3 separate regions of the Homo sapiens genome follow, and all the other regions are linked to region 2. The links are chromatin contacts, found by Hi-C or POLR2A ChIA-PET in ENCODE. All regions are on one chromosome and are shown on one strand. Each heading gives the region's core, a stretch centred on a gene start or an enhancer-like site at or near the end of the contact. The rest is flanking DNA. Distances are from core to core; before and after follow the strand shown. Region 1 holds the start of TBL1XR1 (TBL1X/Y related 1). Region 2 holds the start of MFN1 (mitofusin 1). Region 3 overlaps SOX2-OT (SOX2 overlapping transcript).

What was found. Hi-C counts contacts between places; a loop is a spot of excess contacts on that map. ChIA-PET counts read pairs that join two places held with the same protein, here RNA polymerase II (POLR2A). Pooled maps may share reads with other maps.
Region 1: a loop to region 2 is called in a pooled map, with 9 times the contacts of the local background. The contact joins the promoter of TBL1XR1 here to the promoter of MFN1 in region 2. A Hi-C loop is called at or near these places in 6 of 50 pooled maps.
Region 3: a map of endothelial cell of umbilical vein shows a loop between it and region 2 (8-fold over the local background). The contact joins the enhancer-like site here to the promoter of MFN1 in region 2. A Hi-C loop is called at or near these places in 1 of 168 maps with a recorded cell type or tissue (endothelial cell of umbilical vein) and 1 of 50 pooled maps. POLR2A ChIA-PET finds 5 or more read pairs at or near these places in 1 of 52 experiments (AG04450).

What each region holds. Positions count from the first base shown.
Region 1 is chr3:177,194,254-177,198,908 of GRCh38, reverse strand. TBL1XR1 (TBL1X/Y related 1) reads left to right here and starts at 1,427. Exons shown (of 16, transcript NM_024665.7): 1 at 1,427-1,788. RefSeq lists silencers at 836-1,215, 1,456-1,645, 1,756-1,855, 2,336-2,385 and enhancers at 833-1,340, 1,341-1,850, 4,619-4,655.
Region 2 is chr3:179,345,079-179,349,567 of GRCh38, reverse strand. It overlaps MFN1 (mitofusin 1), which reads right to left and starts at 1,859. Exons shown (of 18, transcript NM_033540.3): 1 at 1,758-1,859; 2 at 605-723. The coding sequence starts at 716. RefSeq lists enhancers at 1,068-1,287, 1,621-2,150 and a silencer at 1,408-1,567.
Region 3 is chr3:181,627,110-181,631,834 of GRCh38, reverse strand. All of the region lies in intron 5 of SOX2-OT (SOX2 overlapping transcript), which reads right to left. Among named protein-coding and RNA genes, the nearest start is that of SOX2, 82 kb to the left of the region's middle. Within about 2 kb of position 2,579, at least 4 of the 41 ENCODE cell types and tissues checked have a DNase peak (open chromatin) inside an H3K27ac peak, as active enhancers do; they include endothelial cell of umbilical vein, where a contact is called at or near this core.

The sequences.
Region 1 (4,655 bases), core at 178-2,677, 2.2 Mb after region 2:
AGTGTGTGTGTGTGTGTGTGTGTGTGTGTGTGTGTGTGTGTGTCGCAAAACTTCAGGTTTCTGATATTGAGAGGAAATGATGGTTGCTTTAAAGTGATCACTACATCTATTTTCAAATATTCTGATGAAAGTAGGAAAACAGAACCCTTCACCTTTAAGAAAGCTGCAAACATTATTTTGCTTTGAAGGCAGTAATAAGCGAAATAACAAAAAGGTTTCAAGTCGTATCTTAATGTAAAAGGGTGGCTGCTTCTCCAGTCCTGAGCTTATACAAAGCTCTAAAAAGCACCCTACCCCATCTTTCTGAAAGTCTTAGAAAGATTACCACCCCATTTGCTTTAAAACCTGTGAGGTGCCTCCCTTCTTTAAAAACAACCCTCCCTCAACCATACTGCCACATTATCACTCATCTAAGTTATACTTTATAAACCGCCTTGCTGTGCTTCACACATGCAAAAAGTACACAAAGTGGATAAACTTCTACTGTGGATGCCACTGTGCAGGTATATATTTAGTAAACATTTAGTTACATTATTTTATTTTTGTGAAATAAGAACTGATCGAGCAAACCTTTCAAACAGACCCACCAGATGATAAATACCACCATATGCTTGATTCACAGTACATTTGGGCATAAATACTTCAATTACAGCTTTGTGTTTAGTATCAAAAACCTTTTCTTGTGTGCGTGTTTTCTCTCCAGATCCCGTGCTCTGGATCACATTTTGAAAGTCGCTTATTACAGATAAAGCACCTTTCCAGGTACGCTTCGGAGAACCATATGTATTTACGCACACAAAGGTGTTCACAGAGATTTTCACAAACAAATGTCCATATGATGCCGCGCCGCACTCCCCCACATGCCCGCCGCGTGTGCGCCCAGCCCCCAACGCCGCCGGGCCGCCCCCCGGACACGCGGGAGCCCGCGGCGTCCTTGGGGAAACTTCGCCGGCGGCTCCACCCCGGCCACCGCGCGGGCCTCCCCGCCCCCACCCGTCTCGGGCCCAGCGGCCCACACCCGAGCACACCCAGGCCGGCCCGCGGCGGTGGGGGCGGGGCGGGCGGCCCGGGGCCCCGAGGCGCCTTCGAGTGCCCGCGGGGCTCGCCTGATTTTTAAAAGAATGCGCCGCACAGCCCAGCCCCCAGTGCCGCCAGAGCGGGCCGGGAAGGAGAGGAGCGCGGCCGCTGGAGCCCCCCCGCCGCGCCGCCGCCGCCTCCCGGCGTCCGCGGCGCCCCTCCCCCGCCGGCCCCTCCCCCGCGCGCCCGCCCGCCCGCTCGCCCGCCCGCCCGGCGCAGGCCGCTCGGGTTTGTTTTGCTGCGCGGCCGCCGCCGCCGCCGCCGCCGCGGGCCTCGCGAGCTCATTTGTGCCTGGCTGGTCCCCATTCCTCTCTCCCCAGTGTTGAGTGTCTGAGCCGTTGGCTGCTCCGAACCGTTTGGCTCTTTCCCTTAGTAACAGCTTTTACCTTCTGCCTCAATTCCTCTCCCCGCTCGCGCCCTTCCCCCGCGCGCCGCCTCCCCCCGCCGCCGGCCGCGTGCGCCCCCGCCCCTCCCCCCGCGGCGGGAGCACCTCCGCTCGCCACCTGGGGACCCGCGCCGCGCTCCCCGCCCCCGCCCGCCCGGCGCCCATCCCCCGCGCCCTCCGCTCGCTGGGGTTATAATTGCCTCTCACCCCCCGGAGGGGTTATTTTGGGGGTGGTTGGAGGCGGTGGCGGCGGCGGCGAGGAGGGGAATTTCCTTGTGCCTCCATTCCCGGGAGGGGGGAGCGGCGTTGGAGGCCACCGTTTCCAGGTAAGCGCTGGGGGCCGGACCCTGGAGTGGGGGCGGCCGGGGGCCTGGGCGGGGGGCGCGGGCCAGAGGCGGCCGGGGGCGCTGGGCCGCGGGGGGATGGGCGCGAGTGGAACATGCATTTTTCAACTTGGCCCTTGGGGGAACTGGGCTTGCGTGGGGGAAGGGAAGGCAGGGAGGGCACTTGGGGCGCCCCCATCCCCCCGTTTTCCTCTCTCAGGTTTCTTTGAAATGCTCACGTGCCTGCCCACCCCCCTACCCTTTCCCGGTCTCGGGGGATCCTCACCCTAATTATGTTGTCCCCGAAAATGTGCACCTCGGCCTTCTCCCCCTCTTCCTCCCTTCGTGCATTTACACCCCCTTTTTGTGCGTGTGTGTTTGGGGGGGGAGGCTTTCAGGAAAGGATTTGCAGCAAATTGAATCAAGGAGCCATCATGAGGCCGACTCCTTTATAGCCTATTTTTAGCAGAGGAGAAGGAGCTTTTCGGTGCATGCTATTTTGTGAAACCTCGGGCGGCAATGGAAATCTCCCCTCCCCGGGCGCGTCCCCGGCCCGGGCGCGGCGACCCCGGCCGGCGTGCTGGGGGCTGCGGGCGGCTGTTGGGGCCGCGCGTCCGGGGCGGGGGCGCCGGCCGGGGGAGGGGCGCGCGGCAGCCGGGCCTTGCTCCGGGACGTGTTTATTTGTAACTTAGTGCTTTTTATCGTCTTAAGGAGGTATTTGGTGGAGGCTCTTTGAAGTTGGGTTCAGGAGTGTAGAATTGGCAAAGTTATTGCCAGCTTCCTGGTAAGTTTTGGGTGGCACAGAGTCACGTTATTTTCTGACAGTGTAAAGGCCACGTTGTGAGGGTGGTTTCTCGGTAACTTCCTCTTTGCAACCGATTTAATTTTTTGAACAGAAGCAGACTTTTATTTAAGTGGAATATTAATCTTAAATGGCAGCTCGAGGGAAGCCATGCATGTGTTAACGTGTTCAGTATTTTTGGAAGTTCTTAATTTGCTGAAACAGGCATCACTTCGCAGTGGCAACCGGGATTAAATTTAGGTTGTGAAAATGGTGTATTTCATGTAAAATTTGGGTTGTGGCTTTTAAAAAATGCTCTCTTTGTTAGGTTATCTAAGTGTCTCTAAGATAATTTGGTGATTACAAATGAGAAATGTTGGAAACTAGTTAAAAATTAGGTGTTCTCAGTGTCTGGAGTTTACTTGAAATCTTGGACTGTGCAGGCACCAGGGGTGAAGAGTTTTAGTACCTATGTGATTTACAGTTGACTTAGGAAAGTTTACTATTCACTTTCTTGTTTTCCAAACAGGAACCGTATGCTGATCTAAACAAGCTTGTTAATAAAATGTGGGGGGTGAAAATGCCAGGTTATTTTTAGTTTGAATTTTAAGACTGAATGGTTGCTCTACCCCCCACCTCATATAATTAAGTGATCTTCCCCCTCCGTTTTTCCTAAAGGCTTCTTCACCAGTTTGGATAATAAGGCCCTCGTGGTGTGTTCATCTACTTACCTGAAATAACTTGGAATAAATAATTTCGATTACACGTTGAAGATACAATGAGTGACTGTTTGGGTTTTCCAGTGTGATTCATTTTCATTTTTGTTAAAATAAGACCCATGCTACATTGATGTATTTTAGTAATGCCGACTTCCTGGGATTGTATGTTCTCACCATTTTAATAGTTTATAGTCTGGGGAAGTAGGGCACCTTTGTCTCCCCGAAAACATGGTGTGGGTTGGGTGGTATCATGGGAGTTGATGGCAAGCTTCCCAAATAGTTGAGAGTTCTAGAAATAGTTAGCATTTACCTGTGGGGGAGGGGCTGCAGGAAGAAAGTATGCCTGAGAGCAGTTAGGCGTGTGATGTGTGATTAGGCTTCTTGCTCTTAAATCCAGGTTTTCTTGTTTGGAATATGATTTTTTTTTTCAACCCTATCCTGCACTGAGATGTATGTAATCGCAATCATTAAATTCATAAATAACTACTATTTTTTTTGACGTTTGAGTTGTTGGAATCCGACCTACAGGACAAAATACTAAACTGTATGGGGGACGAAAACTACGTGCCTGGGAAAAGTTTTTCTTATTGCTAAGGAACTTAATAAAGTGACATGTTAATGGCATAAAAATTGTTGCAAAGCTCACCGTCAGTTTATGACATTTTTCTTTTAACGTATACCAGCTTTGGGTATTAATGTGGGAGACACTGGTGGTAAATGGAGTGACCCCTTGCAGAGATGATATTTTTGCATTGGTTGCTTCAAAGAAGTGTTAAGCATTTTAATACGTATGTCTAAGAATCTTTTTGATATTTGTATTCTCGACACCTAATTAAAGGTTTTGCATGATTACCATGACACCAGTCTCCCGAAAGAATTAGAGGTAACTGCTTCCTGTGTTCTAGGAGCCTTTCAAGCTAACAGAAGGTAATATAAATATAAGGGGTACTGATAAAAGGAAATGTATTAATAGACCTTTTGAACATCAACTTGTTGATTAAATCTATCAGTGCAGTATATATACAACCTTGTCAGACGAGTAGCTGACAAAGGAATCTCCCTAGTACAACTTGTAGCAGTACTATTATAAAGAATTCCTGACTTGACACATTTTGATGAAGTTGGTTGAAATAATTTGTTGGGTTTGTTCAATTTTTGGTGTCATTTATATAAAAAGAATAAAGAAGAATGTGAATGGTAGGAAGTCAGGGGAGAGGCATGGCAGAAACATTGGTATTCACTAGAACTTGTATTTTTCTAGTGCATGTGAATTGGACTCATTTCACAAATAACATTTACAGTATAAGTCACTGAAATGCAAAAAAGGAAAGCAGCTAACACGAGACATTTATACTTTATGCTCAGACATT
Region 2 (4,489 bases), core at 610-3,109:
CACTGCACTCCAGCCTGGGCAACAAGACAAGACTCTGTCTCAAAAAAAAAAAAAAGAAGTATTCCCTAGTAAGACATGACATTCCTCATCACCTTTAACAGTTATGAAACTCCTTTTTCCCCCTTTCCACTGCAATTCAGCCTCATTTGAGAGAATGAGATATGTCTGAGGTCTTGGCTTAACTGCTAAATTGGGGAGGAGACAAGTATAATGGTTAAATGTGGACTGCCTGATTTTTTGTCTGGGCACTTATTAGCTGTGTGATCTTGGGCAAACTGTTTAACTTTTCTTTGACTTCGTCTCTTCATCTTTAAAATGACAGATGGTGGTGATGAAAATTAAATGAACTATTAACATAGCTATTTCTCATCACCTAGTGGTGATGAAAATTAAATGAGCTATTAATATACTAAAGTTCTTAGTTGTTATTAATACCATTTAATTTTCCCCTTCTGGAGGTTAGAAAGGGGTTTTATTCATTATGGTACTTCTCATAGTATACAGTATAATGCCCTATACATGTGTTCAATAACTAACGTTGAAAGAATAAGCACTTTTATATATTTTCAACAGTAATTACTTTAAAAACTTAAGAAGAACTAACCTTCAACAAAATGTGATCCTTCAGTAACAAACTCCAGTAACTGGTCAAAGATTGCAGTAATCGCCTTCTTAGCCAGCACAAAGTGCTTCAGTGGAGAAACAGGTTCTGCCATTATGCTACTAGAGGGAGATAAAGTTAGAAAAGCACCAACTAAAGTGGATGATAGACATGCAAACTGATGACACACCAGTGACATTCATCAACTCCCCAATGAAATAAATTATGCTGGCAAAATGTTTTTAGGTAATTCTTTTTTGGGAGTGTTCTAGTCAGACAGTTAGAGACGACTTTTGAATGATATTTCACTAAAATAAGTGAAATCTATTAGCCAAAATCTTGGTTGCAATTTCTACTCAATTTCCCTTTGGTGAAGACGAAACTAATTGTGACTAAGTTTGTCACTGCATGTGACTCTAAAGTACATCAGGGAACAGGGTTAGTGAGGCGAAGCCAAATTCACACACAATAAGGAAGTTACTAAGTTTCTCAACCTGAAGCTCTAGGTGAGTAGGAGTGGATATGCAGAGTGAGGAAATAAAATTCTAAGATCACAATGTGAGGCTGACATTTAGAAAGGTAAGGCTTCAAGAGGGCATTAACGCTTCCAGCCAAAGTACCAGAAACTTCAAGGACTATAAGTTTAAGAAAGCATAGGTGGTTTCTCAAGAAAAAGACACCAAAGACAAACAATCACGGTCTAATCCTGGTGTGTACATGGAAAGGAACAGTGGCCATAAAGAAGGCGGATTCTTCCAGAGAGTCAAGAAATGACCGCGCGAAGGAGCTGCGTGGGAAAAGCCGGGTGGGGGTAACGCCCCGGTCCGGCCGGTGTGAACACCTGCCTTAGAAAAGGCCTCCCACCTTCCCACACCGGGCGCAGGAGTCAGGGCCAGAGCCCACCCCCGCCCCGCGCACGACCGTCTAGGTCCGGATCCCCCAATCCCACCCCCGAGCACGGCCTCGTGGGCTCCGTGGGCTCGACTCGGCCGCCAGCCCCGTTCGCCCGACAGCTGGCTCTCTCCTTTCCCACAGGACCGCGGCGGGCGGCGCCTCGTCACACAACGCTGCATGCACGACTCCCGCCCCCGGTCCCCAGTCGCTCGAAGGTCACTCCGAGCGTCGCAAACGTGCTGTCGAGGCAGCCGGCACTCACAGTCTCCGCTCCAACTATCACCCGGCAACAGCAACTCGGCCACAGATGCCAAACTGCCTCATCTTCCCGAGAAGTTAAAGGCGGAGAGGAGGCAGGGGGAGTGGCAAAGGGCGGTCACTTCCGGCCTCTTGCCTCCTCTGTTCTGTTTGGCTCCGTGGCCGGAAGCGCATCTATGCCAGGCGCCATTTTCCTTAAGGGCAGAAGGCAAGGTTTGTTGTGGGCAGAGACTGCTACCAGGAGAGTGGTTTTCCGTTCCCCCTTCCAACTTCTTCCCCTCCCTTCTCCCCTCAAAGTGTCCAAGTATCTGCCCAGCCTAGGCTTAGCTAGCTTCCAATGATGGTGGTGGCTGACGCCTATAATCCCAGCACTTTGGGAGACCGAAGGGGTGGGATATCTCTTAAGCCCAGGAGTTCGAGACTAGGCTGGGCAACATAGGGAGGCGCCCCCCCCCCCGCCCCCGACCCTCTTCCTCCTCCCCGTCTCTACAAAATTAAAAAATGAAAAATTAAAAAAATTTTAAAAACTTAGCGAGGCGTGGTGGCACACACCTGTGGTCCCAGCTACTTCGGAGACTGAGGCGGGGGGATTGTTTGGGCCCGGGGCTGCAGCGAACTGTGATTTATCGTGCCACTGCACTCCAGCCTGGGCAAGAGAGCGAGACATTTTTTCAAATAAATAAATAAATAAATAAAAGAAAAGAAATCCAGATCGTATTACTTTCCGAACTTAAAAAGCTTTCCAGGCCGGGCGGGGTGGCTCACGCCTGTAATCCCAGCACTTTGGGAGGCCGAGGCGGGCGGATCACAAGGTCAGGAGATCGGGAGCATCCTGGCTAACACGGTGAACGCCCGTCTCTACTAAAAATACAAGAAGTAGCCGGGCGTGGTGGTGGCGGGCGCCTGTAGTTCCAGCTACTCAGGAGCCTGAGGCAGAGAATTGCTTGAACCCGGGAGGCGGAGGTTACAGTGAGCCGAGATCGCGCCACTGCACTCCAGCCTGGGCGACAGAGCCAGACTCCATCTCAAAAAAAAAAAAAAAAAAAAAAAAAAAAAAAAAAAAGCTTTCCAACAGCTTGCCATTATACTTAAAATTAAAGCTTCGGATGGTAACCGCCCAAGGAAAGCCTTCACCTTGCCCGCTGACTAGCCAGAACTGATACAAGACAGGGGGATTGCAAATAAAGACTTAGTCACGCAAAGCCGGCTGTATGGGAGACTGGAGTTTTATTATTACTGAAATCAGTCTCCCCGAGCAGCACTGGGGAGCAGAATTTTTAAGGACAATTTGGTGGGTTGGGGGAGGCCACTGAGCCAGGAGTGCTGATTGGTCAGGGATGAAATCGCAGGGAGTGGAAGCTGTCTTTCTGCACGAGTCAGTTCCTGGGTTGGGGGACACTAGGTCAGATGAGCCAGTTTATCGGTCTGGGTCGTGCCAGCTAATCCATCAGTTCTGAGCATAGGTAGTCTCAAAGGGAACATTTACTCTGTTTGAATTTTAAAAATCATGATGGTATCCTTTTATTAGTTCTGTACTTAATAATTATATTTAATATAATTACTGCATTTTAAAGCAAGAGTGACATATTACAGGCTATAAATTATAGCACGGTAATTAAATGTTTAATATAGTAAGTAATAAGAAATTTAATCCATTGCTTTTGTGTGTGTGTGGAACACACATATTACCAAAAAGCCAGGAGAGTAAACACAAAGAAGGAAAAGAATTAAAATATAAACGCTAAAACCAACATAGATATTAACAAAAACTAACGTTATTTGAAAGAAATTATCAATTTGATGTATCACTGCCAAATCTGTTCAAGAACATAAAAAATGAAAGGACACAAATTAAGGGGAGAATAACTATAGATATATATATAAATGCCAACAAATTGAAAAGCTTAGATGAAGTATAAAATCTGGGAAAACATCAAATACCAAAATTAGACCGAGAAAAAATAGAAAACTCGAATAGGCTAAGTTTCCCACATATTCAAAACTAGCCAGGTCTAGATGATTTTCGGGGTAACTTTCTATTACATGTTTAACGAAAAGATTAATCTTGCCGGGTGCGATGGCTCACGCCTGTAATCCCAGCAGTTTGGATCATGAGGCGTGTGGATCATGAGGTCAGGAGTTCGAGACCAGCCTGTCCAATATGGTGAAACCTTGTCTCTAATAAAAAACACAAAAATTAGCCAGGCGTGGTGGCAGGTGCCTGTAGTCTCAGCTACTCCAGAGGGAGAGGCAGGAGAATCACTTGAATCCGGGAGGCGGAGGTTTCAGTGAGCCAACATCACGCTACTGCACTCCAGCCTGGGCGAAAGAGCAAGACTCAGTCTCCAGAAAAAAAAAAAAAAAAAATTCACACTTATGGACTACAGAGGCAAACATAGGAAATATTAGCTACCTGAGGCCAACGTTGTATTAGAATTATTTTTTTATCCAAGTAGGGTTTTCCTAGGAATACAGAAATCATCAAACAGAAATCAATATAATCCATAATACTGACAGACCAAAGGAGGAAACCCACATTTATCTCAATACATGCAGAAGAAGTACTTGCTAAAGTTTAATATTTATAATAAGTCCTAACATTTATTTTTTATTTGCTATAAGCAAAGCTCTAATATTTATTATTTTTTAAATTATCAACCATTTCTCTTTATTTCCCTTGTTCTCTGCCTATACTTACCCAACTCTTAATATTTAAAGCATGTTGTTACTATTAAA
Region 3 (4,725 bases), core at 1,330-3,829, 2.3 Mb before region 2:
TCTCAAATGTCATAGGTTGTAATTACACAGTTATGTACTAGTAAGAAAAGAAAAAGTGTTGGCAATTGAATGAAGACACACCATCAATTGTAACATGCATTCTAACATCAGAGATGTTAAAATGTGAAAAAAAATGCATCTTACTCTCATGAAATATGGCCTCATTCCTATAATACAGATGAAGAAATAGAATTCATGAAGTTAAATTGCCCAAGATTACATGGTTAGCAAGTGCTAGACCCAGAGCTCACATCCAGGTGGATCTGACTTGAAACCCATGCTCTTAACCATTTGATAGAGTGTCTCAGTCTGCGTTTGTGCTGCATAAAGTGAAATTAAATGTTGTTTTGTTGTTGTTCAGTGGATTGTCAGTATATTGTGGGCTGGTAACTTAAATCCTCAGAGAACTCTTCAGGGTTTGATCACCCATTAATATGGTTTAAATTGACCAAACAGGCCTAGAAAAGAAAATCAGTCTACTCTATTTTAGCTATGTAGCCAGCTTCAACATTACAGCTTTCAAGAGGTAGTTTCTGTCTCATTGTCCTGAAATCATTCTTCATTCTAGCTTATAACAAAAAGGAACTTCTTTAAATAAAATAAGATCTTTGTTTCTGAAGACATTGCTTGGCCTGCTCTTTTGCTCATAAACAAAATACAATTTCTTTAACTTTTAACAACTCAAGATGTTTCCTAACTATGGCATGGTTTGAGATTTGAGAACAAACAAACAAGACCACACAAAGCTTAAAGAAGCAGAGAGCAATTTCATAAAAATGTTTTTAGTCATAAAGACCCACAAGACAGGAAAACAGAAAATGCATACATACTTGACTCAGAATTCCAGTTTTTTCCCTAAGAGGTGACAGCAGCTTTAAACATTGCCTTCCTCTTGTGTAGGATTACATATGCACAGTATACAACTTCAGTTTCTGTTCTAAAAGCATTATGAGCCATTGTTTTTTGATGGTCTCTAGAGGCTAAGGAAAAATGTTATTGGTAGTATGAAAGAATAGGTTTTAATATAGGCATTTAATTTTCTTTCCATATACTCCCTGATTAAAACAAGGTTTGCCCCATTTTCTATTTTTCTTTTGAAAACCCTCTTTACCCACATCAACAAAACAACATACTGACTATAGCTGTGACTTTGGTTCTGTTGCCCTAAGTTCAGATGCAACTTTGATTCATCTCTTACACTGTGTCTAAGCATTGAGTCAACTTTGATTACACTGGCATCATTTAACTTCTACTTTTAAAATCGTTTAATTTTGTTCTCCAAAAAGTTAAACTAAATGATGATATAGCTTATTAAATATAGTTCTTTTTGAAATTAGCTGATAGGAAGTTTAAAAAAATGTACTGCTCCTTACCAATTACTGAAATAAACAGAATACTTAAATTCTCTAGGATAAATATATGTAAATTCAACTTACAAAAGGGGGGCTATTTGGGGTGTTTAGAGTTATCCCCCTCATCCATGATAATATTATAATATTATTAGTGTTTTGGGCTGTAGAACTAATATGCTACTTGTTTCTATAAATATTTTTCTATTTCATATATTCTTCCTCTAATTATTTTTAAGAGTAAAAAAAGTTAAAAAAAATCCCAAATTCAACTTAGATATTACCATAGCTTGGAGAGGTTAAGGCAACCACTAGGTTTAGATTCAAACCTAGGTTTAACTATAAACTACATGCTTTAAAATAAAAGCACACTATGTTACCTTTTCATCATCACATTTAAGTTATACCTATTGGAGCTAGATCAACAAATGTGCTTTGATTTCAAGAGGCAGAATATGGAATATTCTGATAAGACTTAATACTGACATAAACATAACCGGAAAAGAAAATGTTAAAATACTCATACAAACTGGAAGTCTGGGCTTGAATCCAGTGTTAACACAACTAGAATGAATGTCTGAGTTGTGTTGGGATTAAACAGTCAGTTCTAATTCATTCAGTTTCGCTGACAGGAGCCCTTCCTGTGCGTTGGATACCATGTAAAGTATTTTTAATACAAAATTTCTTCCTAGTAACTGCAAGTTAGGTATTACTGGCACCTACTTTTTGCTCAGATGGTTTAGGAGACCTGTCTAAGGCAAACAAGCTGGCAAATGGCAGAGCTGACCTGAGGTACATGCTCAGGTCTGTGGGCCTCAGGGCTGAGTTCTTGCCACTGTGCTATCTGAACGATATCGGATCCACATCCTCATGGAACTTAGACACCATTATAGAAATACTAGAATATAAGATAAAAATGTAAAGAAACTGTCCAGAGATATAAACACACTGTTAGAAAAATTCAAATACCAGTGAGACCTAACTCGATATGTGTGGGAGTTTTGGGGAGCAATAGAGGGTAGACAATAGGGAGAATGCTTCCAGCCAGAGCCTGGATGAAAGAAGGGACTTAATGGAAGGGTGAGATTTTTATGGATATGATGAAGGGTTGGGTAGGACAAAAGTGAATCAGAGAGATGAAACAGGAAATCTCTGTGTTAGTAACACATGAGTGTCAGTAGGAAGTAGGAAGAGATCAAGCTAGAAATATGACTTGTGACTATTACATCAGACATTTGAGGCTCAAGGGGAAGAGGAGTGTGTATGTAATTCACCAGGCCATGGGGCTCACTGGAAAGTTCTGAGTGAAAGAGGCTTTAGGAAGATTAATCTGGTAGTAGTGTGTAGTGGAAGCAGGCCAAGTCACTAAAAGTCAATTCCCTGCAAGCCAGCTTGGCTTTCAGCGAGTAAGATATATATTATTATTCTCATTTTAAGAATGAAGAAACAGGCTCAGAGAGGTGAAGGAGCTTGCCCAAGATCACGGTTAGTAAACAGAAGCGCTACGATGTGAATCAAGCATCTCTGGCTCTAAAGCCCTACTCTGTGCATTGGACCTAACTACTCCAAGTAAGGCCTATGGACTGGTGGCTTTGGCTCCCCGGGGAGCTCATGAGGACTACAGACCTACTGAATCAAAATCTGCATTTTCACAGGATCCTATATGCACATTGAAGTTGCAGAAGCACTAGACTAGGCTACATTTTCTTTTTATAATGATCTATATAATTACTGGAAAAATATTCACCTGGCTACAAATGTAGCTTTTGGGGGTCTACATTAGGTATTTTCCTTACACAAAAGATAAGACTTAACTAAGAAAAGGAACTCTTCTGTGTTTCATTTTCATAAGGAGGCCAACAAGTTAAAAATGTAAAAACTGAAATTGTAACCTAGCTGTGTGACCTTGGGCAAGTCACTTAACCTCTCTGAATTTAGTTTCCTCATCTGCATAGAACTTGGCCTGTAAGAATCAAGTGAGAAGTTATCTGTGACAAAAGCTTCTACACAGGGAACTCATTATAAATATATAAAGCACTGCTATTAGGAGACATGGCTATAAAATATATTATTTTAAAAAACAAATAGAAAGAAAAGAGACAGAAGAAAGGAAGAAAGAAAAAGGAAGTAAAAAGAAAGAAAGGCAGGGATAATATACAAAAGTTAGCTGAAGGAAAACTAGCCTCACTGAAGCAGGAGCATGAAGAGTTGGTGGGTAAAAGCCCTAAGGAGTGAAGGAGTCCAGGAAAGCTAATTTCCGATTCTCATAGGTGTTTCTGAAAATACAGAGACTGTGCCACACATGGGAGTGGGAAGAGTAACAAGGGCCTGTGTGGTCTTGGCCCAAAGTCACAGACCTGAGGTCGGTAAAGCCATAAGAAATTAAAAATATAGCTATATAGTAATTAAAGGAATGAAAAACAGCTCATCTGAGGAAAAATTAATACAGATTTTAAATCTTGGAGCAAAGAAGCCTACATAATGCATTAATAATGGAACATCTGTTACCAATGTATTGTAGTTACCACAGAAAATTAAGATACATTAACCGATTTCAAGCAAGAGATTCTTTAGTTAGCCAAAGTAGTGAGGGAGGTTAGACGCTGAAGTTAAAGAGAGATTAGGACTCCTCATCCCTAATTCATTTGACATATGCTGATTGAGAGCTTACTATTTGCAGGCATTGGGCTAAAATTCTGGGGCTACAAAGTACATAAAACACAGTTACTGCCTTCAATTTGCTAATAATTCAGCAGAGAAAGTTACTATAATGCATAGTAGAAAGTGAAAAGTTCTATAAAATAGTTATAAATAAGACAGCATGAGAATTCTGGGGCAAGAAAGTGTTTACATTGCTATAAGAGGTATTAAGAACGGCTTCCTGTATTAGGTAGACAACTATTTTTCCATTAGTTTTCCAAGAATCAAGGACATTATCAAATATTGATATTATTATCAAATAATCTGGTGAGACTTTTCTTGCTCGATGATGCTGTGATTGCCATTATTATGAAATGAAATAACTGATTAAATTTTAATATACCTAGGACTGAGGAAAAAACTAAAAGTTAGGTAGCAGTAACTGTGACATTACTTTGGCATCACTGTACTATGATAACCCAAATCCATATCATATTTCAAAAGTTTAAAAAAAAAAACTCAAATGGGTTTTAATTCAAACAACCAATTAATTTACTGAAACATTAGCATCAAGTGACTCTTCACTGATTTGTGGCCTCATGCTGACATCAACATATGGAGACAGTATCAATAGATAGAAAACTGGTTAAGTGTCCATCCCCTTTCTTCCTAACTCCTGTGAAATTAACAAAATATTTGTGAGGCAGGGAAGGGGAAGTCACAGTTGTAGTATGTA